Linked DNA regions of Homo sapiens: all the other regions are linked to region 1. A link is a loop called in an ENCODE intact Hi-C map of the cell type or tissue named here. Cell type or tissue: Calu3. All regions are shown on one strand.

What was found. Peaks named below come from ENCODE experiments on the same cell type or tissue, not always from the same donor. Only the 100,000 strongest peaks of a DNase experiment are listed, where the experiment ranks them.
Region 2: it touches region 1 in a loop (12-fold over the local background); 3 of 110 quality-filtered maps call a loop at or near these places.
Region 3: a loop joins it to region 1, with 4 times the contacts of the local background. A loop is called at or near these places in 12 of 110 quality-filtered maps.

Annotation. Positions count from the first base shown.
Region 1 is chr14:69,726,465-69,734,464 of GRCh38, reverse strand. No RefSeq gene overlaps it. Among named protein-coding and RNA genes, the nearest start is that of SRSF5, 37 kb to the left of the region's middle. In Calu3, a CTCF peak has its summit at 7,347 (motif pointing right); DNase peaks (open chromatin) are centred at 3,024 and 7,334.
Region 2 is chr14:70,313,896-70,321,895 of GRCh38, reverse strand. It overlaps LOC101928046 (a long non-coding RNA gene), which reads right to left. Exons shown (of 7, transcript XR_007064236.1): 6 at 7,478-7,578; 7 at 6,665-6,770. Among named protein-coding and RNA genes, the nearest start is that of COX16, 42 kb to the left of the region's middle. In Calu3, a CTCF peak has its summit at 3,901; a DNase peak (open chromatin) is centred at 3,845.
Region 3 is chr14:69,803,534-69,811,533 of GRCh38, reverse strand. It overlaps LOC124900353 (small nucleolar RNA SNORA11), which reads left to right and starts at 7,203; the gene lies at 7,203-7,331. In Calu3, no CTCF peak of the experiment used is centred here; no DNase peak of the experiment used is centred here.

The DNA of each region.
Region 1 (8,000 bases):
TGCTGCGAGGAAGGCTGGTCTGACTCGCTCCCCAAACCGCTGCCCCTTCCCCTGTGCCCTTGCCCTCTCTCTGCCTCTTTCTCTTTCTGCAGCTCCAGGAGGAACTTCCTACCATCCTTGGTTCCCTTTCTTCTCACATGTTCGTAAAACCAGAATAATGAGGTTCATGAGGAGGATGCAAAGGACTACCATGCCCGGCACATAATAGGGACTCAGCAAATGATTGGTTACCACCCAGGGGATAGCCACTGAGTGCCTACTGTATACCAAGCACTTCTTGGTCCTTCATGCTCCCCTGGCCACCTGCTTTGGCCATCCTCATCCCAGGGTAGAGTGGGGTCAGTTGAGATGCACTGCCCCTTATGGAGGTTTTTCTAGGCAACTAAGGGAGAAAGGGGTTTCCAAGACAGCACTGACAGCCAGCCACTGCCTCTTCTCAGGGGACTGTCAGACCAACTCCTCAAAGGAATCCACCGGTGTAGTAGAAGAGACTAATAAACAGGCACTTATGTTTCCAGTTTTACCATCTAATGTCAATAAAATCCATAAGCATCTGTTGAGACAATACTGGCAGATTTATTAAGCATCTACTATGTGCAAGTCACACTCTAGAGATCACTTTTTCAGACTGGCCCCTTCAGTTCCTTTCCTAAGAGAAACCTGTTGCCCTCCCCTCTTATCTACCCAGTGCCCACAGGGCATTGTGGGCAGATCCAGACTACAGTGAGGTGCTCTGCCTCTCACACCTGTACGCAGGAAGGGGTCAGAGGCCACCTCTCTCTAACCTTCAGGGAGTGTCACCCCCTGTAAATACCCAGCACACGGTTCTCAACTGGACCTGTATGTATGGATCTCCTAAGAGCTGCATGCCTCCATCCAGCTTTCAACTATGAACATTTCCCAACACCCTGAAGAGCTGAAAGAACAGTACAATAAACACGCTCCACTTAGATTCAGCAATTGTTACCCATTTGGCACGTTAGCTTTAATGACTGTGTATGTATGTGTGCGTGCACGTGTGTGTTTGGCTAAACAGTTTAACAGTCAGTCGCATTATCATGACACTTCACCCCTCAACACTTTAGCGTGTGTCTCCCAAATATAAAGACACTCTCCTACATAACCACAACACCATTATCACACGCAAGAAAATTAACAACGATTCTTTAACATCCCATCATATCATATGCATATTCAAATTTCCCCTATTGTCATATTCAAATTTCCCAAAAAATGCCTTCAAGAATTGCTTTTCCCCCTAATGCAGGAGCCAATTGAGTTGCACACACTACATCTGTTTGTTTGTGCCTCTTTAGGTGCTACCTGTTAGCTGCTTCCTTGGAGAACGAGTAGGATCCAAGGGCTTCCAGTCCCGCCCCCATCACACCCCTTCCCTCTCCACACACCCCAGTATGCTTTCTTATTTGTTTTGGCTGCCGTTAATTTCTAAAATATTAAACAGGGCTGGGCACTGTGGCTTATGCCTGTAATCCCAGCACTTTGGGAGCTTGAGGCAGCTGGATCACTCAAGGTCAGGAGTTCAGGACCAGCCTGGCCAACATGGTGAAACGCTGTCTCTACTAAAAATACAAAAATTAGTGGGGCATGGTGGTGCATGCCTGTAATCCCAGCTACTCAGAAGGCTGAGGCAGGAGAATCACTTGAGGTGGAGGTTGCAGTGAGCCAAGATCACACCACTGCACTCCAGCCTGGGCAACAAAGTGAGACTCCATCTCAAAAAATGAAATAAAATAAGCCAGGCATGGTGGTTCATGCCTGTAATCTGAGCACTTTAGGAGGCTGAGGTGTGCGATCACCTAAAGTCAGGAGTTCAAGACCCGCCTGGCCAACATGGTGAAACCCCGTCTCTACTAAAAATACAAAAATTAGCCAGGCATGGTGGCAGGTTCCTGTAATCTCAGCTACTCAGGAGGCTGAGGTAGGAGAATCACTTGAACCCAGGAGACGGAGGTTGCAGTGAGCCAAGATCGCACCATTGCACTCCAGCCTGGGAGACAGAGCAAGACTCTGTCTCACAAAATAAATAAAAATTAAAATAAATAAATAAATATAAATAAAATAAAATATTAAATGTATTGATATTTAAATGAATGCCAAAATCTCTTTCCAAAAGTAAATAATAAAATCTGGAGATATTCTAAGATTTTGCATTTTCTCTCTAGGTGATCTAGTTCTCAACTAACTTCTGCTACTAAACAGCAATGTGACCTTGGCAAGTCCTTGGTGACATTCAGTAAATACTGGATGGATGGATGGATGGATGGGTGGATGGATGGATGGATGGATGGGTGGATGGATGGATGGATGGATGGATGGATGGATGGATGGATGGGTGGATGGATGGATGGATGGGTGGATGGATGGATAGATGGATGGATGGATGGACCAAAGCATTTGTCTGTTTCATCACTCTGGATTGATTATCTCTGTAAAAACAAGCAAGTCAGGCTGGACGCGGTGGCTCACGCCAGTAATCCCAGCACTTTGGGAGGCCAAGGCGGCCAGATCACGAGGTCGGGAGTTCAAGACCAACCTGGCCAATGTGGTGAAACTCTGTCTCTACTAAAAATACAAAAAATTAGCTGGGCGTGGTGGCGGGCACCTGTAATCCCAGGTACTCGGGAGGCTGAGGCAGAAGAATTGCTTGAACCCAGGAGGCAGAGGTTACGGTGAGCCAAGATTGCACCATGGCACTCCAGCCTGGGCAACAGAGGGAGACTCTGTCTTAAAAAAAAAAAAAAAAGAAAGAAAAAAACAAGCAAGTCAGAGGATCCAGTTCAGATCTCACATTCTGCTGTTATAAGGTTCTGGTCCTGGTACACACACACACACACACACACACACACACACACACACACACACACAGGGTATTGGCTATGGACCTCTCATCTTTCATTGAAAACCCCCCATTCCTTCTTTTTCTTACTGGAATCTTGTGTTCTTGTCCAGGTAGTTGGGTAGACTGAACTCCAAACTGTGTGCTTACTGCACCACCTGGTGAAAGAGTTGCAGTATCTGCAGTTTTTATCTACTCCAGTGAGTGGACGAGGCCACAGATGTCAGAAAGCTCTCCCCGTATTCTGAAACAAGGGCCGTCCTTCACTACCAGATCCCTTTTCAGTGCCTGACCATTTTATGAACCCAAATCTGTTTCTAACCTTCACCAGCATTTTGATTTTAATTTGGAAGAGGACCATGTGCCTGAGCATCAAACCATTCAAATGGAGCAAATAAGAACAGAGCTTGGCATGAAAACGAAAGAAAGACATGAAAAATCCATTTGGCACATGTTTATGATAGGAGCATAGGGCAAGCAACAACTGACAAACTTCAGGGAGAAATAGGTAAGTCAACAATTGTAGTTTGAAATATTACCAGACTCTTCTATGGTCAAGCAGAGGTGTTAAAAATAGGGGCAATATACTTAATAAGATTGAGCTATTAGCTCTATATAGCACTTTATACTTGGGGATAAAGAATATGCATTCTTTTTGAGATATTCAACATTTAAAACAATTTGGTAAGCTATAATGGAAGCCTTTACAAATTCCAAAGGATCCTTATTATTCAGACTATATTATTTGATAATAATGCAATATAATTAGAAATTTATAACAAAAGTCAAATTTTTTAAAATTTCAGGACAGACAGGCCAATGCCTATAAATTTTGGAGGAGGAGAGAAATAATGAATAACTTCAATTTTTTTAAGAAAAAGCTGGGTGATGTAGGGGCGGAAAGGGGATGATTTCTTTTCTCCTCATTATAAAGAATCACAGAAGGCCGGGCGCAGTGGCTCATGCCTGTAATCCCAGCACTTTGGGAGGCTGAGGCGGGTGGATCACCTGAAGATGGGAGTTGGAGACCAGCCTGACCAACATGGAGAAACCTCGTCTCTACTAAAAATACAAAATTAGCCGGGCATGGTGGCGCATGCCTGTAATCCCAGCTACTTGGGAGGCTGAGGCAGGAGAATCACTTGAACCAGGGAGGCGGAGGTTGCAGTGAGCCGAGATCGCGCCATTGCACTCCAGCCTGAGCAACAAGAGTGAAACTCAGTCTCAAAAAAAAAAAAAAAAAAAAAGAATCACAGGAGACACTCCTATAATGAAACACAGAATAACAACAGAAAACACATGCATGGGAGTCTACAAATATGAAAACTCAAGTACAGGGCCAAAGGACTGACACTTAAATACCCTCTTCATTAGGGAGAGGGAAGTGCGGAGTGTAAGAATAAATGATTTTCAGGGGAAATGAATGGACCTGGAAAACAGAAATTAACTTGTAAATAATTCTCTTTGGAATTTGGATGCGCACAAGAGGCAGACATCATCTTGTGAAAAAAGCTGGGCGTAGTGGCTCAAGCCTGTAATCCCAGCACTTTGGGAGGTTGAGGTGAGAGGATTGCGTGAGTCCAGGAGTTCAAGAATAGCCTGGGCAACATGGGGAGACGCCGTCTCCAAGAAATATCAAAAATTAGGCATGGTGGCACACTCTTATATTCCCAGCTACTCAGGAAGCTGAGGCAGGAGGCTCACTTGAGCCTGGGAGGTTGAGGCTGCATGAGCCATGTTTGGCCACTTTACTCCAGCCTGGGTGACAGAGTGAGACCTTGTCTCAAAAAATAAATTAAATAAATAAATGTCTTGGGAAAAAGTTCATCCAGGTGTGGTTACATTCTTCAGTCTTGCTTTTCTGAGATAATGAGATTTCAGGGAGAGGACGGAAGGCAATTGTGGTCCTATTTCGGGGTCTGGTTTCTAGGTAGATAAGAGAACTTCATTAAAAATTTTTTCTTAAACTTTATCAACTCCCAAGCACCTGGAAACTTCAGAAAATAGCCTCATTCTGTGCTTTGAGAGAAACAAAGAATTCAGAAACAGGAGTTGGGGGAAGGTCAAAGAGATCATGAGCCTGCTTCTTTAGTCCAGCATGTCAAAGAACCATTGGGATACCAGTTTCTGAGTCCCAACATTGACTTCCAAAAGAATCAAAATACAATCTTACGGATTTCGTCCAATGGAAAAATAGAAATTGTAGAAAATTGATAACATTTTTAATCCAAAAGAAGATAGGAAAAAGTAAAAAGAAGAAAATAAAGAGCTCATACAAAATAAAATGGTAGATCCAAATGTATTCATAACTATAAGAAAGATAAACATATTTGTCAGAGGCGTTCAAACCAGAATGACTCCATCTTGAATAGGGGCTGGGTAAAATAAGGCTGAGACCTACTGGACTGCATCCCCAGATGGTTAGGCATTCTAAGTCACAGGATGAGACAGGAGGTCACAAGATATAGGTCACAAAAACCACACTGATAAGACAGGATGCAGTAAAGAAGCCAGCTAAACCAGCTACTCAGGAGGCTGAGGCAGGAGAATCGCTTGAACCCGGGAGGCAGAGGTTGCAGTGAGCCGAGATTGGGCCATTGCACTCCAGCCTGGGCAACAAGAGCGAAACTCCATCTCAAAAAAAAAAAAAAGAAGAAGAAGAAGCCGGATAAAACCCACCAAAACCAAGATGATGACGAAGGTGACCTCTGGTCATCCTCATTGCTCATTATACATTAATTATAATGCATTGCCTTGTTAAAAGACACTCCCACTAACACCATGACCATTTACAAATGCGATGGCAATGTCCAGAAGTTACCCTATATGGTGTAAAAGGAAGAGGAACCCTCAGTTCCAGGAATTCCCACCCCTTTCCTGGAAATCTAATGAATAATCCACCCCTTGTTTGGCATATAATCAAGAAATAACTATAAATATACTCAGTCGAGCAGCCCATGCCACTGCTCTGTCTATACAGTAGTCGTTCTTTTATTCCTTTACGTTCTTCATAAACTTGCTTTCACTTTACTCTGTGGACAGGCCCTGAATTCTTTCTTGCGGGAGATCCAAGAATCCTCTCTTGGGGTCTGGATTGGGAGCCAATAACATATTTAACTCAGATATTAAAGGACAGAACGTATCAGATCAGATCACAGTTCTACACTGTCTCAAAAAATAATAATAATTTTTATTTATAAGGTAGGATATTCTATGGACCTCTGTTTCATGGGTCTCTGCCTGTTGCACCGTCTCCACCCCTGGTAATTATGACACCTAGCACATGCTTTAAAACCTTCTCGGTTGCCCACCTACAAGATACTTCAAACCAAGAGAATGGCTCTCGAAGCCCTTCACCATAGAGCCACAGTCTCCAGGTCTGGACCATTTGACAGCACCTTTCCCCCACACCCTCCCTTCCAACCACACCTGGCTCCCAAACTCCCCAACCTCACGGCCCCACTCACAACTGGGCATTGCCCACCTGTTAGCTCTGCCTAGAAGGCCTCTCCCCCTGGCCCATCTCTTCTGCCTGGCAACCAAACTACTATTGGTTCAAGACCCAGCTCCAACAGCACTTGCTCTGTAAAGCACTAGCCAACTGCTCTGCACCCCCTTCCCCGCTGCGTGGTCTCCCTGCATCATTCCTGCAGCCCTTCTTTCCTCTCTCCTGCCCTTCCTCCATCCTTCCTTCCTAATTCAATGAAATACAGGGCCTCTGGGCCGGCCCTGCTAGGCACTGAGGAGTCAAGGTTGAAGGGGGACAGAGATCGGTAATGACACTATTAGTGCCAGTCGTGAGAACCTCAAGGACAGAGCAGCTCCATGTGCCCAGCCCTCAGCACCAGCCTGGCGCCTTACAGGTGCTCGAAGGACATCTGTTGAGCGGAAAGATTCTTTGGAGGGTGTCCTAACCTCTGGTTCCTGTGAATGTGATCTTATGTGGAAATAGGATGTGATCAGGTTAAGATGAATCCTACTGGATTGGGTGGGCTCTAATCCTATAACCCGTGTTCTTATAGGAGGGAGATGTGGGCCTGGACGTACAGGAAGACAGAGACTGGAGTGAGGCATCTGTAAGCAAACGCACAACAAGAAGTGCGGGCAGCCGCCAAAAGCTAGAAAGAGGCCAGGAAAGACTCTCTCTAGAGCCTGCGGAGGGGGCACGGCCCTGCCCACGCCTTGATTTCAGACTTCTGGCCTCCAGAACTGTGAGAGAAGACACCTCTGCTGCCTTAAGCCACCCAGTTAGTGGTAATTTGTTACGGCAGCTCTAGGAAACAGAATACAGAGTCCAAGCAGGAGTCAGTTTCTCATAGACTCCTAGGTCGCATCCCCTACCCGCTGGAGGCCCTGGCTGTCACACCCCCGACTCTCCGCTGACCCCCGCTTTGCATAACCTGGAAGCTAACTCACCACACGCCCAAGCGTCCCCTCCAGCCGCAGAGGGCCGCCTCCTCATTCGACACTAGATGGCGCCAGCGGGCTGAGCCGGCCCGGCTTCGTGGGATCCTGGTGGGTGGGGTGAGTCGCCCGCGGGCCGAGACCACAAATCCAAGGTGAAGATCAGACATCCAACTTCTTCGAGTTCTTCCCAGGGAAAGTGGCTTTTTTTCCGTTCAGAGGGAGGAAATCGGACCCTCCGCCCTGCCCGCCCGGCGCGCCCTTGCGGCCTCAGGTCTGAGCCGCCCGTGGCGCTTCCTCCGGCCTCTGCTGCAGGCCCGGGCGCTGCTGAGCCTGCGTGGGGGCGCGCAGGCGGACCGCGAGGGCGTCGAGCACCCTGGCCTGCGCAGGCAGAAGGATATGCCCTTGTGCTGTGGGCTGAGCCGAAGCTGGGGCTTTCCGGGCGTGGGGACGGCTGCCTGCCAAAGGGCATGGCAGCAGGGAAAGAAGACGGGGTGGATCCACTCCTCTTCGTGGACCCTGTATTTTCTTCTTTTTTTTTCAATTTTAAAATTTTGCATCATTAGTTTTGTTTTGGTTTTTTGTTTGCTTGTTTTGAGACAGGGTGTCACTCTGGCGCCTAGGCTGGAGTGCAGTGGCGCAAACACTGCTCTCTGCAGCCTCGATCTCCTGGGCTCAGGTGATCCTCCCACCGCAGCCTCCATACTCCATCCCAGGAATGAAAAACTAGGCCTGCAAC
Region 2 (8,000 bases), 590 kb before region 1:
TTACAAGAAAAAAACAACCCCATCAAAAAGTGGGCAAAGGATATGAACAGACACTTCTCAAAAGAAGACATTTATCCAGCCAACAAACATGAAAAAAAGCTCATCATCACTGCTCATTAGAGAAATGCAAATCAAAACCACAATGAGACGCCATCTCACACCAGTTAGAATCACGATCATTAAAAAGTCAGGAAACTACAGATGGTGGAGAGGATGTGGAGAAATAGGAACACTTTTACACTGTTGGTGGGAGTATAAATTAGTTCAACCATTGTGGAAGACAGTGTGATGATTCCTCAAGGATCTAGAACCAGAAATACCATTTGACCCAGTAATCCCATTATTGGGTATATACCCAAAGGATTATAAATCATTCTACTATAAAGACACATGCATACATGTATTTATTGTGGCACTGTTCACAATAGCAATAGACTTGGAACCAACCCAAATGCCCATCAATGATAGACTGGATAAAGAAAATGTGGCACATATACACCATGGAATACTATGCAGCCATAAAAAAGGATGAGTTCGTGTCCTTTGCAGGGACATGGATGGAGCTGGAAACCATCATACTCAGCAACTAACACAAGAACAGAAAACCACTGCATGCTCTCACTGATAAGTGGGAGTTGAGCAATGAGAACACATGGACATAGGGAGGGGAACATCACACACTGGGGCCTGTTGGCGGGTGGAGGGCTAGGGAAGGGATAGCATTAGGAGAAATACCTAATGTAGATGACGGGTTGATAGGTGCAGCAAACCACCATGGCACGTGTATACCTATGTAACAAACCTGCACGTTCTGCAGAACTTAAAGTATAAAAAAAAAAAACATACTCTTAAAACTGTTTCAAATAAGAAATAAAGACAAAATTACAACAAATATTGAAGAGTCTTTAGGATATGTTGCAAATATGAATATATATGCCACTAATCATCTCCACGTAAGCAGTTCCTCTCCAGTAAATTTACATTGCAGTAAAAAGTGATGTCTCACAGTTCTCACATATTTTTTCATCATGTTTACTGCAATATCTTAAACCTTGAATAACACCATGGAACCCATAGAGTGCCACTAATTGATGCTCAAAGTACTCTAAGAAGCAGATAAAAGTCATGACATTATAATAAAAAGTTGAAATGCTTGATAGGTACCATAGATTGAGGTCTGCAGTGCAGTTGCCCACGATTTCAAGATACATGACTCCAGCATAAGGGCCTTTGTAAAAAAAAAAAAAAAAAAAAAGGAAAGAAAAAGAAAAAAAGAAAAATTGTGAAGCCATCACTGCAGCTATGCCAGCAGATGTGAAAACCTTGCACTTTTTGCAAACTATCTTTTTATCTCATTTTGAAATTGCAGCTTTTATGTGGTGCTGGGTTGCTATAAGAAAGACATACCTATAGACTAATATGAGTCAAGAGAAAGTGAAGTCATTATATGACAAAGCAAAAGGAAGGTGAAGAATCTAAAGCTGAAGAATTTGATGCCTGCAAAGGATAGTCTGATAATTTTACAAAGACGTTTGGCTTTAACAACAAAACAAAAAAAACAGTCACTCCCAGCCTGGCCAATAAGGTGAAACTCCATCTCTACTAAAAATACAAAAATTAGCCGGGCGTGGTGGTGTGCGCCTGTAGTCCCAGCTACTCGGGAGGCTGAGGCAGAAAAATCGCTTGAACCCAGGAGGCAGAGGTTGCAGTGAGCCAAGATCGTGCCACTGCACTCCAGCCTGGGCGACAGAGCGAGACTCCATCTCAAACAAACAAACAAACAAACAAACACTCACTCCTAAGTGTGGAAGTACACTGAGAGTTTCCTTGTTTGCTGCTTGACTGTCCTAATCATACTACAGCAAAGAGGTAGAGATAATGAGAAATAGTGCTCCAACCCTACTGGTCAGTTTCATAAGAGGCATCAGCCCAGGACTGGGTGTTTCATGGAGTATAAAGGGTAGAACTGAGTGTTGGCATATCATTTGATTCAATGGGGCCTAAAAAGCAGGGCACTTGGGAAACTGGGAGTTTGCGGAGACGTAGCCAAGTTGTCGCCTCCTTCTGGACTTCATTTTCTCTAACTGTACAACAGAAGGTGGGGTAGTAAACACCTACAGGAATGGCATTAGGATATGGTAAGACTGTAAGCACAAGGGCAGGGAATGTTTCTTTGAAATGTTCTGCCTCATTTCTCTTCCTCTCCTCTCTCTCTACCACAACAGCAAAGCTGAGCTGACCTGATGTGGAAGGTATTTTTCTTGGGCTTTCCAAGATCCTGGTAAGGTGTTAACATTTCAGTTTAAGATGTGGATTTCTTTTGTTTTTGAAAGTCCATGGGAACATTTAAATTTACAATGCAGTTAATTGGTTGTTTCCTACCACTGTCTTTGAGTTCCCCACCCTAAAAAAAATTTACTTCAATACAAAGTATTAGTAATCAATGTAACATTTACTAATAATTTCATAGGGAAGAGAGGAGATGGTTTATACTGTACCACACAAGAAGTAACTCAAGAAATCCCCCTATCGGCTGGATGCGGTGGCTCACACCTCTAATCTGGCACTTTGGGAGGCTGAGGCGGGTGGATGACTTGTGGTCAGGAGTTCAAGACCAGCCTGGCCAATACAGTGAAATCCTGTCTCTACTAAAAATACAAATTAGTGCTCACACCTGTAATCCCAGCACTTTCGGAGGCTGAGGCGGGCAGATTGCCTGAGGTCAGGAATTCGAGACCAAAGACCAACCTGGCTAACATGGTGAAACCCTGCCTCTACTAAAAGTGCAAAAATTAGCTGGGTGTGGTGGTAGCTGGGTGCCCGTAATCCCAGCTACCTGGGAGGCTGAGGCAGGAGAATCGCTTGAACCCAGGAGGCGGAGGTTGCAGTGAGCCGAGATCATGCCATTGCACTCCAGCCTGGGCGACAAGAACAAGATTTTGTCTCAAAAACAAAAACAAACAAACCCAAAAACACACCAAACAAACAAAACAAAACAAAACCACACAGCCCGGTTTGGTGGTGGGTACCATAGAGACTGAGGTAGGAGAATCGCTTGAACCTGGGAGGCGGAGGCTGTGGTGAGCCGAGATTTCCCCACTGTACTCCAGCCTGGGTGACAGAGCAAGACTGTCTCAAAAAAAAAAAAAAGTTCTTATCAAAATGTCACACCTAAAACAATATTTTAATAACATTACTCAGTAGTCTGTTCAATTAGTAGCAATAAATTCTGTGTGGGTGGAAGGATCTATCTAAATGTTTTTGTATATCTCTTTTCTGCAAACAGTGAAGTTCAGTGGAAAACCATGTAAACTGGTAGCCCTGAATTGGACTCTGGACTTTGTCACTTACAAACTGTGTAATCTTACACAAATTACATAACCTCTTTGAGTTCCAGTTGCCTCATCTGCGAACTGCAGTTTTGACTGTGTCAACAGTTGTGTGACTGTGTGAGGTATACATGGAACTCAGTGGAGAGACAGGAAAGATAAGATAGGTAATAAAGGAGTAGTATTGATCAGTACAAGGAAAATAGTCTGCTTACAGATGATAGATTGTTCTACAAGCATTGCTTCATATAATACTGTTTTTTTAAAAAAAATTTCTGGTTTTCTGCCTTTTGAAACTTAAACAATGTTTAGCCTACTGTAATCATTACTAGAATAATAGAAGGAGAGTGGACAAAAGGTTTCTGAAATAGGACTTTCAGTTGGATGACATTTGTGTGCATTCCTTTTGTGAGAGTGGAGACCAGATTTTGAGGATGGACTTTGGTCTATGATACTCCCAACGGAAATGATCCTGGTCTGGGCAAGCCTTCAGGAGTCACTGCTCACTCCACAAGAGGGTGCACAAAGACCACACAATACTGAGTTTTGAAGCCAGAACTCTTAGATGATGTCCAACTTTTTCTAGGGCCTTGCCCTCCACAGGGAGTCCCATAATCAAGAATCCTGACTTGTTCTCTCTGCATTTTCCCTTTAGATGCTGTGAGGCCAGAAGATTCCTGGCTGGATGAACTGGCTCCTCCAGCTACTGTATCTTCTTTGTGCAGAGCTGCCTCCCTCAGGGGTGGCTGATGCCTGTAGTCCAGCAGAGCCTCACAAACCCTGGACCCCAAAGGAACTGCTCAGGAACCCTCAGGGTTCCCAAAGGAACCCTGAGGAACTGCTAATCACCTGTGTCTGAGCTGGGCTCTTCTGTCTTCTTTCAGCTATTTCCTCCTGCCTTCATCCTTTTTGCTCAACTTTCTCTGATTGCTTCTCAGCTCCCTTTTCCTTGCCCAGGTATATCAACCACAAGAAACCAGGGCTCCCCTGCGTCAGATGTCTCTAGGCAGTAATAATCAAATCCTCCTGCTGGTCCCTTGGACTGCCTGCTTCACAGACATACTGACACAAAACACAAACATACACACACACACACACACACCAGCTACAAATCCTCCTGCTGGTCCCTTGGACTGCCTCCTTCACAGAAATACTGACACAAAGACACAAACATACACACACACACACACACACACACACGTGCATGCTAATCCCTCCATGGTGGCCGGTGTGTGGGAAGGGGCCATCTGGGACAGTAGCCTTGGGAGGCAGCTGTGAGGCCTGACCTCAGCATAAGTCTCAAGTCTGTGCCACACCTGAAGGGGGCATATTTACTCCCATGCACCGAGGATACGATGTCAAATAGCATTGCCCTGGACCTGGGCAGTCTTTCTGGGGCAAATCAAAGTTTTCCTCAGGTGCTAGGAAAACAAGAAACTCCAAAGCCAATGCTGGCCACTGTGTGTGAGAAGATACCCAGCTTCCAGAAATCCTAGCACTCTGCTGGCAAAGTCCCTGCAGTAACATTCTTCCAGGCTTGTTTGATGATTTTTATGGCAGGGGGTCTGGGTGAGAACACTAATTCAATTGTAGTATAACTCTGTTTAAACACACAGAAAAAAGAATCTTGACAAAACCCTCTTTCTTGGACTTCACAACACTGTGAAGCACAAACTGCCCCAAGGGCAGCCTTGTCTGCCCCACCTGCTAGATTCCCCTTCCCATCTCATCAAGGCGGGGCAAGAAGCCACTACAGTTGTCACCTCTCTTCTCTTCCTTTGCTATGCTATATTAATTGCTTGTAATGTGAGCTTTCTCTGAAGTTTGGGTATGTGAAGGTCCGAGAGGCCTGTACTATACCATTTCTTGGGCTCAGGACACAGTTCCTGATGTGGCTCAGAAAATACACTAGTCCCTACAGTTCACTAGGAAAAAAAATCTAGGTTTGTTATCAATTTCCCCCAGAAAATAATCTCAGCTTTTCCTACAACAGATACAGGGCCTATATTTATTAAAGAATGAGAGAGTTACAAAATGTGAAATTGAGAAAGAAACGTAGAGATCACCCATCCTAGACCAAGGGTCTCACTTTACAGAAGACGAAGATGAGGCCTGAAAAGAGAGGTGACTTGCCTGAGGTCCCATAGCTGGTTGGTGGAAGATTCTGGGCTGAAACCCAGTTACCCTGACTACCAGGTGAAGACAGTCTTGTTCACCTCAGTTTAAAGTGTTGTGTAGGAGCCAGTTAATTTTTTTTCCAATAAAGTCTGTATGTCTCTATTTGTGAATGTGGCTGAGAATACGAGGCCCTGAGAAGAGATACAATATCTCTGGCATTTATAACCATGCTTGGCAGGTACATGCTAAGAAAATATTTATTGAATGAATGGATGGGCCTGTGTGAACGCAGAGAAAGGGAGTGGCTATATGCCTAATATTACCCATGACTCAAGACCCAACAAAAGCAGACAAGTCAGGGACATACAGATATCAGGAGCACATTTTTTCCACTGGGTATGAAGCCTGAGTGAGGGAAGGGAGTATCTATTTATAAGTGATGTCTGAAAGCTTCATGTGTGCTGAGAGTCCAGTCTATGATCCCAGGATTAGACTTAACTTTCTTGGGCTCCATTTCCCTAATGTTCCTTAACATTAAGTAACTAGAGTGTATCTCCCAGATTGTCCCAGATCTATGTCAGGCCACAGACCTCAAGGGGGGAATGGATTTCACAGGAAAGTCATCTTATCTTGCGATGGTGTGCTCTTTGGGTGGTGGGTCCCTGTAGTGGGTAGAACGCCAACATTTCCACCTCTTAGCCTCTAACACATCTATTCCCAATCCCAAGCTTCATTTCTCCCTTTCCTCTGTTCACAAAAGTTCATTCTCTGGACTGAGAACTTGGAAGAGAGATGCAGGATTCAGTTTTGAATTGCGTGTATCTCGTGAAATAATCTTGGTATAACAAGTGAACTATTTAAATTCTTAGCACCTGTCTGGACATTTATTTCATTTCATATACCAGTCCATATCCAGTAACAAAGTATTGAAATCCTGTAACCATTTATTCTTCTCTTATCTGCTATAGAAAATATCTCCCCAACCTCCGCCAAAGAAGCTGGTTACTTAAACTGCATTTCATACTTCCCTCCCTGGACCACCCTCCACCACTTAGGAATACATCTGCCACAAAGCTCCAGCGCTGCTGCATCAGATAGAAAACAGGACTGGAAGAGGAGGGCCAGCATAAAATGGCCCTTCTCTTTTGGGTATTAGGTTCCAGACACTTGACAGGTTCCCTAAGGATTGCTAGGCAGATTCTGCTGCTTACTTTCAGTATCAAGGAGCAGGCTTGGCCTGGGTCCATAATCCCTAGAATGAGGAACTCTACCATCATGGCTGGAGAGCATCTCAGGTGCGGAGCCAAATTATATTGTGTTTCTCTAGACATGGGAATTAACCGGAGTTAGTCTTATCTTTGTAAAGTAAAAACCAGATGAACTACAAGTTCAGATACTCCCACTCGCCATAATATGCACTGAATTTTGTATGCAGAATGGGTTCACTTAAGTTCTCTATGATCTTATCACTTAACGGATAACATGCTTGTGAACCCCAAAAATCTGAGACAGGTCTCAGCTAATTTAGAAAGTTTATTTTGCCAAGATTGAGGATGCATGCCCATGACACAGCCTCAGGAGGTCCTGAAGACATGTGTCAAAGGTGATCAGAGCACAGTTTGGTTTTATAAATTCTAGGGAGACATGAGACATCAATCAACATATAGAAGATAAACATTGGCTCGGTCTGGAAAGGCGGGACAACTCAAAGCAAAGGCGGGAGGACTCAAAGTGGGGAGGGGGCTTCCAGGTCATAGGCAGATAAGGGACAGATGGTTGCATTTCTTCTGAGTTTCTGATTAGCCTTTCCAAAGAAGGCAACCAGATATGCATTTATCTCAGTGAGCAGAGGGGTGACTTTGAATAGAATGGGAGGCAGGTTGGCCCTAAGCAGTTCCCAGCTTGACTTTTCCCTTTAGCTTAGTGATTTGGGGGCCCCAAGATTTATTTTCCTTTCAAATTTCCCCCTTTATCTTTTTAAAAATCTTTTGGAGAAAGGACTTTAGAAGAAAATGAGTCTCTGGTCTCACATTTTCTCTGATCTTTCATGTTTAGGATGGTTTATTCCTAGACAGGTAGGTCCCGAGTTATTAGGAAAGCTCATTTTCAGCAGGTTGTGAAGTCTTATATTCTATGAAGAGAAAATAGGGGGAGGAAGGGAGAAAAGCAACATCAAACTAAAGAACAATCCTGGGAAATCAATATAGGCCACATTACTATGAAGTCCATATATCAGTAGGCAGGTATGAAAGTGGCTTATGTATGTAAACAGGTTGCTGTTACTTTCTTCTGAAGTTTAGTTGTCTAGCTTCAGTTCACAGGGCTTTACAAAAGCACAGCTTAGTTTTTGGTGGTTCCAAATTAGGAAAAATGGGGGAAAAAAAGAAGGAAAAAATGGAAAACATTATTTTGCAGGCTTGTAGCCAAGAAAAATTAGAATTCAGTCCAAACTGTAGAAAATAATAAAAATTGAAAAACATTAGACAAGACTAGAATCTAACAACAGGTGTTGTATTCATCCATTTTCATGCTGCTGATAAAGACATACCCAAG
Region 3 (8,000 bases), 77 kb before region 1:
AGTTTGCTGTTTGATCATATAGACTCAGTGGAATGCTGAGTTGGTCACGTCCCACGGGCCTTTGGCTCCCTGTACCTATTGAGCCACGGGAGTCTCAAGGAGGAGGACTTTGCCAACTTGTGGCCTCTCTGCCCCAATGCTCCATCCAGCAGTCGTCAGACACAATGACAGCTGACCAGACAGGGTACTCCAGGATCTCAGCCAACTTCCCCAGGCCATGCTTGGGAAGGAGCACAGGTCTTCTCTGGCCTCAGAGTCCCCACATTTATTCTGGTGACTGTCTCCAACCCAGGATTGTGACCTTGGGTGGGATAGTAGGTCAGGGTGCAGGAACTTTGTTTCTCTCCAGCTTTCCCTCTGATTCTCTTCCCTTCCCCAACCCAGCTCTTCTTTTGCTGTTTAGACAACTGTTTAGATTCTGGTCTTTGTTTTTGTTGTTGTTGTTGTTGTTGTTTTGAGACAGAGTCTCACTCTGTTGCCAAGGATGGAGTGTAGTGGTGCCATCATGGCTCACTGTAGCCCCCACCTCCTGGGTTCAAGGGATCCTCCTGCCTCAGCCTCCCAAGTAGCTGGAACAATAGGCACACGCCACCAAGCCCAGCTAATTCTTCATTGTTTTGTAAAGATGGGGTCTCCTTATGTTGCCCAGGCTAATTTCAAACTCCTGATCTCAAGCAGTCCTCCTGCCTTGGCCTCCCAAAGTGCTGGGATTGCAGGCATGAGCCACCACACCTGGCCTAGATTCTGGTCTTGAAAGCTATCAGTACTTTCCTCTGCTTTCAGTTTCAATGAAAAAGCTGAGTATCCTCATGCTTCCTTCTCTCCACATTTCTGAAATCCTCCTCTAAAGGCATGAGGGAACTTCCCAGCCAGGTAGCTGAGGGGCCACAGGTTACAGGATATTGTGGGCTTGGGGTGGGGAAGGTTAGTACTCAGCATTCTGTATCCTGCCACTTACTGAAATGTATTTCTATTAAGAGGTATTTACCATACCTCAATAATAAAAATAAAAGACAGGTGCTAAAGTGATCCATAATACAATGGAATCACACCACGATGTGTTACAAATTCACTTCTTACACACCCCACGATTTCCTCATGAGGTGAACATACAGAAGGTAAGGCCCTGAGCCCTCTGATAGACCTGTGGGTCTGCAGGGCTCCAGCCTTCCAACCAAGGCACATTCATGACAAGTGCAAATAACCACCCAGGGACAGCAGGAGGAGCTGGGCTGAGGCTGGCAGAGACACACACGATCACATGCTGGTGGTCTCCATAAGACTGCTGTTTGCCCCAAGGTTGCTGTTATTTTTTTGGTTATTGCCATTTTTATGTGGTCAAAATATTTTCTACTTTGATTAATTTTTTTTTTTTAATGGAGTCTCACTCTATCACGCAGGCTGGAGTGCAGTGGCGCGATCTCGGCTCACTGCAACCTCCGCCTCCCGGGTTCATGCCATTCTCCTGCCTCAGCCTCCTGAGTAGCTGGGACTGCAGGCACTGGCCACTAGGCCCGGCTTTTTTTTTTTTTTTTTTTTTTTTGGTAGAGATGGGGTTTCACCATGTTAGCCAGGATGGTCTCGATTTCCTGATTTCGTGATCCACCTGCCTCGGCCTCCCAAAGTGCTGGGATTACAGGCATGAGCCACCGCGCCTGGCCTTTTTTTTTTTTTTTTTTTTTTTGTATTTACAGTAGAAATGGAGTTTCACCATGTTGGCTAGGCTGGTCTCGAACTTCTGGCCTCAGGTGATCCACCTGCTTCGGCCTCCCAAAGTGCTGAGATTACAGGCATGAGCCACTGCACCCGGCCATTCTTTGGTTAAATTCTAAGTATTTAAGGCGTCTTAGAAGCACCTCCATAGAACCCCAGGACATCTAGGAACCCAGTTGTAAACAGTCAGACTAAACCATGAATAGCACTTATCTCTGCGTGGTGAGATTTTTGTTTTCTTTTTTGTGCTTATCTTCATTTTCTGCCTCCTCCATAATGCAACTCATATTGTTTTGTTCAAGCTGAAGAGAAATCAATGTTTTAAAGGACTTCTGACCGGGTGAGTCCTGCTGCTCTCTGCCCTCCTACAGACTTTGCTCCCTTCTGGCCATGGAATGTTTGCTTAAAGTTGCAAGGGGGAAAGAAGTGCTTCAGAGGGTAGCTGACCTCCACTCCACCAGCCTCACCATTTTCCAGGCTGAGTGGTGGAACCATAGAGAGTGTGGCAGTAATCACAACTGGCGTGATTCCAGGAAGATAATTGAAAGAGCTCCCTCAGCAAAAGTCATCAAACACTGATAGTTGTTCCCAAGAAGGCAGGGTGAGTCCTTTGGAAGTTTTAAAAAGCAGTAAAGCAACCCAACAAGGGTCAGGAAACCCATGCACCCAGAAAACATCACTGACACGTGGCAGGTAGCGGCAGCCAGCAGCAATGACCTTCCCCATTCCCCAGTCCTCGCTCATAATCATCAAATCAGCCAATTATGGCCCAAGAAAGGCCTAATGCCCTCCACTTGCCACTGCCTTTTCTCGCCAGCATCCACCTGACCTATCAGCTCTCAGAAATGGGCCAAGCTCTCTATTGTCAGTATTCACTGACCGCCTAAACCTGCTGTGGCCCCCAGCTATGCAGCACCAAATTCAGAAATTTACAAATGTGCTTGATGGCACAGAGAGAGTTCAGAAGTACTCACTGAGTGATATTGCTGCTTCAGCCATAGGAAGTGAGGGGACAAGCTTGCTGTCCCTTCAAAGCCCCACTTGCTACCCTACCTTTCAGCACTTTTTTTTTTTTTTTTGAGACGGGGTTTTGTTCTTGTTGCCCAGGCTGAAGGGCAATAACATAATCTCAGCTCACTACAACCTCCGCCTCCCAGGTTCAAGTGATTCTTCTGCCTCAGCCTCCCGAGTAGTTGGGATTACAGGCATGTGCCACCACACCCAGCTAATTTTTGTATTTTTAGTAGAGACATGGTTTCACTATGTTGACCAGGCTGGTCTCGAACTCCTGACCTCAGGTGATCCACCCTCCTCAGCCTCCCAAATTTCTGAGATTACAGGCATGAGCCACCGCGCCCAGCCACTTTTCAGCATATTTTACGCCTACTTTGGAATGGGATCCATCCTCTAAGAGCTTGTAAAAAGCAACTTGTCTGCCATCTTCACTGAGTTAGTAGCTTGTATACGCATTTCCCAACCACATGCTGGAACACTGGATCAGTACCATTTTGCTTTAATTTTGACAGATACCTAAGAGACAACGCATAGGATTGTATGAACCCATTCTGCTCATCCCCCTTCTCTAACCCACCACTTTCCAGCTAGTCTAACCCTAGAATCCCAGGTGAGAAAATAACTTGGTAGTCTCCTTGTCCAACTCTCTACTTGGTACTTGAGTCGCCTGAAAAAATGGTCATCTCTGCTTGAATGTCTCCCACCCACCTGAGCCCCAGTGGCAGGCACTTCCAAGGGACTTCATTTCTTTTTTAGACAGTTCTAGGTTGAAATTTTTCCTTATGTGGAGCCCAACACAGAGTCACCTTCCCAACTCTGAAATATCCTAAATCCAAAATGTTCTGATTTCTAAACTTTTTTTTGTAACTCCTTTTGACAGCAAACTCTGTTCTAAACTGATGTAAGACTAGTTATGGTTTTTGCTTCCCGCATCATATGGTTCACTGCAGAAAATATCAATGTGTTTCATTATGAACCCCAATTAAGATATTACATAATATTCAGTATATGTACTATATCAGCTTTCCACACTTTGAAAAACTATAGAGAGTTTTGGAAAAGATATTGTAAACCTGTATCTGCTTTTCTAAATATGATATTTAGGTTTTTTCTATATCCTAATTATTTTTTTTCAGTTGATCCATCATTGACTGTGATGGGTGAATTAAAGTTTCCTACCATTTGTTTGTCTGTTTTTACCCCCTGTATCTCTTATAATTTTAGCTTTATGAATGTTGTGCTTTGCTATTTGGTACATAGATATTCAGAACTGTTGTATTCATTGTGGATTCCATCCTTAAGTATTATAAAGTGACTTTCTTTCTTTTTTTTTTTTTTTTTTTTGAGGCAGAGTCTGGCTCTATCACCCAGGCTAGAGTATAGTAGCTCTATCACTGCTCACTGCAGCCTCAGCCTCCCTGGCTCAAGTGATCCTCCCAGCTCAGCCTCCTGAATAGCTGGGACTACAGTTATGCAACACTACTCCTGGCTAATTTTTTTTTTTAATGTTTTGTAGAGACAGGGTCTATGTTACCTAGGTGGGTCTTGAACTCCTGGGCTGGAGTGACCCTCTCACATCAGCCTTCCAAAGCACTGGGATTACGAGCATGAGCCACAGCACCCCACCTTAAAGTGACTTTCTTCATCTCCATCTAGTGTGATATTAAAATTATGACCTGGGCTTTCTTTTGTTTGTCTTTTGTTTTGTTTTGCATTTGCCTCACCTATCTTTGTATGTACTTTTATTTTCAACCTTTTTTTTTTTTTTAAGATGAAGTCTCGCTCTGTCACCCAGGCTGGAGTGCAATGGCGCAATCCCAGCTCACTGCAACCTCTGCCTCCCGGGTTCAAGCAATTCTTCTGCTTCGAAGCCTCCTGAGTAGCTGGGATTACAAGCATGTGTCACCATGCCTGGAAAATTTTTTTATTTTTAGTAGAGATGGGGTTTCACCATATTGCCCAGGCTGGTCTCAAACTCCTGACCTCAAGTGATCCACTCACCTCGGCCTCCCAAAGTGCTGGGATTACAGGCATGAGCCACTGCACCTGGCCTATTTTCAACCTTTCTGAAAACACTTATTGTAGGTGCTCACTTGCTTGAGCTCAGCATGAAGGTGGGTGTTGCCTAAGAATACTCTGAAATATTGTTTATTTTAATAGGTGAGTTAAGCCTATTTCAACATCTATTCATATGTCAAATAAATTAGCGTTAGTTCTAACATAGTAACATTATGTTCTATTTTTGTTTAGTTTTTTAAAAACATTCACTATGTAGTCTGTTGTCTTTGTTGCTGTGAATAATTATTTTCAAATTTCAATAGGTTTTCATTTTTGCTCTGTTACTTTTATAATAAAACTTTTAAAAAATACCTCTAGTTTTCTATTATTCAAGAAATGTCTATTAGTGCCTAGGAACAATGAAAAAAAAAGCACATTTCCTCTTCCTCTCTTCCTCCTCTCTCCTACCAAAGAGAACATCTTTCTCTGAGTTTCATTTTGTACTATTAAAAATGTGTATGCTTCTATTACTTGGTTTGTCAGTCTTGAGTAATATTTTTTGACTCCCACTTATTACAGATGTAACAATCAGTTACCTTAATCTACCTCTCACCTACTTTCCCCCTTCCTCCACGAGTATTTGTTCAGTGCATGTATTTATACATTGTCAGGACATGTCATTTTTACATTATTTTCAATTACTCTAAAGTGTGGAATTATTTTTGCTTTAGTCTACATTACATATATTCAAAGTTGCCTCCAGTCTTTTTTCTATAATGTCCTCAGTTATCTCTTTGTTGGCTGGCATCCATCCTCTGATTGTTTCTTCAAGAAAGATTCAAAGAATCGACATCCCCTGAATTATTTTATGATCGAGGATATCTGTAGTCTTTATGGTTGAAGGATAATTTGGCTGGATTTGAACTCCATGTGTAACACTTTTTTTTCCCTTGGACATCTTTTTTAAGTATTGCATGACTTTCTTCTGACATTGAATATTGCTGCACGGAACTCGGAAACAAGCCTGCTTCCCCCGCCCCTCAGTGACTTGATCATTTTGCTTAGTTATCTTTGAAGTTTAATAACTTTACTAGGACACATCTCTAGGTTGGCTCTCCTGCATTAATTTTCTCTGATACATAATATAAATTAATGTCTCTATTTCAGAAAATTATATTTTTGTCCCTTGCTGTGGTTTTTTTAATTGCCTATTATTTGCACCCCTTCCATTTCATCCTTATTTCTCTGATACTTTGATCTGAGTTCTGCCCACCCATGCTTCATCTCATTCTGTTATCTCACAATCTCATCCCTATGTTCTTTTTCCTTTCAACTTTTCATTTGGAAAACTTGCAGAGCTACAGACATGTTGAAAGAATAATACAATGAGCAGCCATATATCATATACTTCATATAGATTCACCAATTATTATTATTTTGCTCTATGTGCTTTCACTGTCTCTATACTCACAAACAATACATACATGCATTTTTCCAAATCATTTTTAAATAGATTGTAGACATCAGAACACTTCAACCACAAAAACTTTAGTCTGCACCTCCTAAAATAAAAACATTCCACTATATAACCCCTATCTTAGACCATTTGAATTGCTAGAATAAATTACCATAGACAGGGTAGCTTGTAAACAACAGAAAATTATTTCTCACAGTTCCAGAGGCTGGGAAGTCCAAAATCAAGACACCCACGATTCAGTGTCTGTCGAAGGCCTACTTTCTGGTTCACAGATGGTACCTTCTTGCTGTGCCCTTAGATGGTGGAGGGGGCAAGGCAGCTCTATGGGTCCTTTTTTATAAGGCCACAAAACCCATTCATGAGAGCTCTGCCCCCATGACCTAATCACCTCCCAACAACCCCACCTCCCATCACATTGGTGATTAGGTTTCAACATATGAATCTTAGGGGGGCACAAGCAGTCAGACCATAGCAACCATACTAATTTAACAATAACTTTATAATATCATCTAATATATAATCTATACTCAAATTTCCCCAATTACCTCAAAAAATGTTTTTAAATACTATTCCAACCCAGTATCCAATTATACATTGCATTTGCTTGTTATGTCTCTTTATTCTCTTTTTTTTTTTTTTTTTTTTTTTTGGAGATGGAGTCTGGCTCTGTCACCAGGCTGGAGTGCAGTGAAGAGATCTCAGCTTACTTCAACCTCCACCTCCCGGGTTCAAGCAATTCTCCTGCCTCAGCCTCCCAAGTAGCTGGGACTACAGGTGCATGCCAGAACGTCCAGCTAATTTTTGTATTTTTAGTAGATATGAGGTTTCACTATGTTGGCCAGGATGGTCTCAATCTCTTGACCTCATGATCCATCAGCCTCGGCCTCCCAAAGTGCTGGGATTACAGGCATGAGCCACTGCGCCCAGCCTTTATTCTCTTTTAATCTAGACTAGATCTCCAACTTTTGTTATGACATTTACTTCTTTAAGAGTATATGCCAGGGTTTGCTTAGGGCAGGGAGGTTGAAGAGTGGCTCCTCTGTTTACAATACACCAAACAGGAATCTGGGGTCATTGTGACAAGGGGCACAAAACTTGTGTCCTCCCTACATGTGAAAAAAAAAAAAGAGAATCCATGCCAGTTGTTTTATAAAATATCCCATAGACTAGATTTGTCAGGTTGTTTCTTTATATTTCATTTGTTTATCTAGCATTTGTATTTCTGATAAATTGCCAGCTAGGTCCAAAGACTTGATAAAATTCAGATTAAACATTTTGCCTGTAATGATGTTGTGAATTTCATATTGCATTCCATCAGGAGGCACATGAGTTTAGGCTGTCTTGATATCAGTAATTCCAAGTTTGACCACTTGGTTAAAATGGGTAACTGCTAGGTTTCTCCAATGTAAAGGTACATATCTTCCCTCTATAATTACTCCATGTGGTGATACTTTATCACCATGAATATATTATTCCCCAATTGCCTTTTACTCAAGGGTTTTCACATCTATTGATGATCCCTACCTAAACCAATTGCTATATTAGGGGTTGCAAAATGGTAATTAAAAAAAAAATCTGTTAATGTATTTCTGTTTTGTGGTCTTTCTTCATAGAAGCAATTACTGCATTCACTTTTTAAAATTCAATTGCCTAATGCTTTTTTCAGCTGCTCTATGTCAATTTTTTCTGGTAAGTATTCTTCAATTGTTGGAAATGTTTGACACTCTTTTTTCCTCCTTCACCTTATAGTGGATTTAATTTGATGCTATGTGTCACTCATTATTGAGTGGGCAAGTTA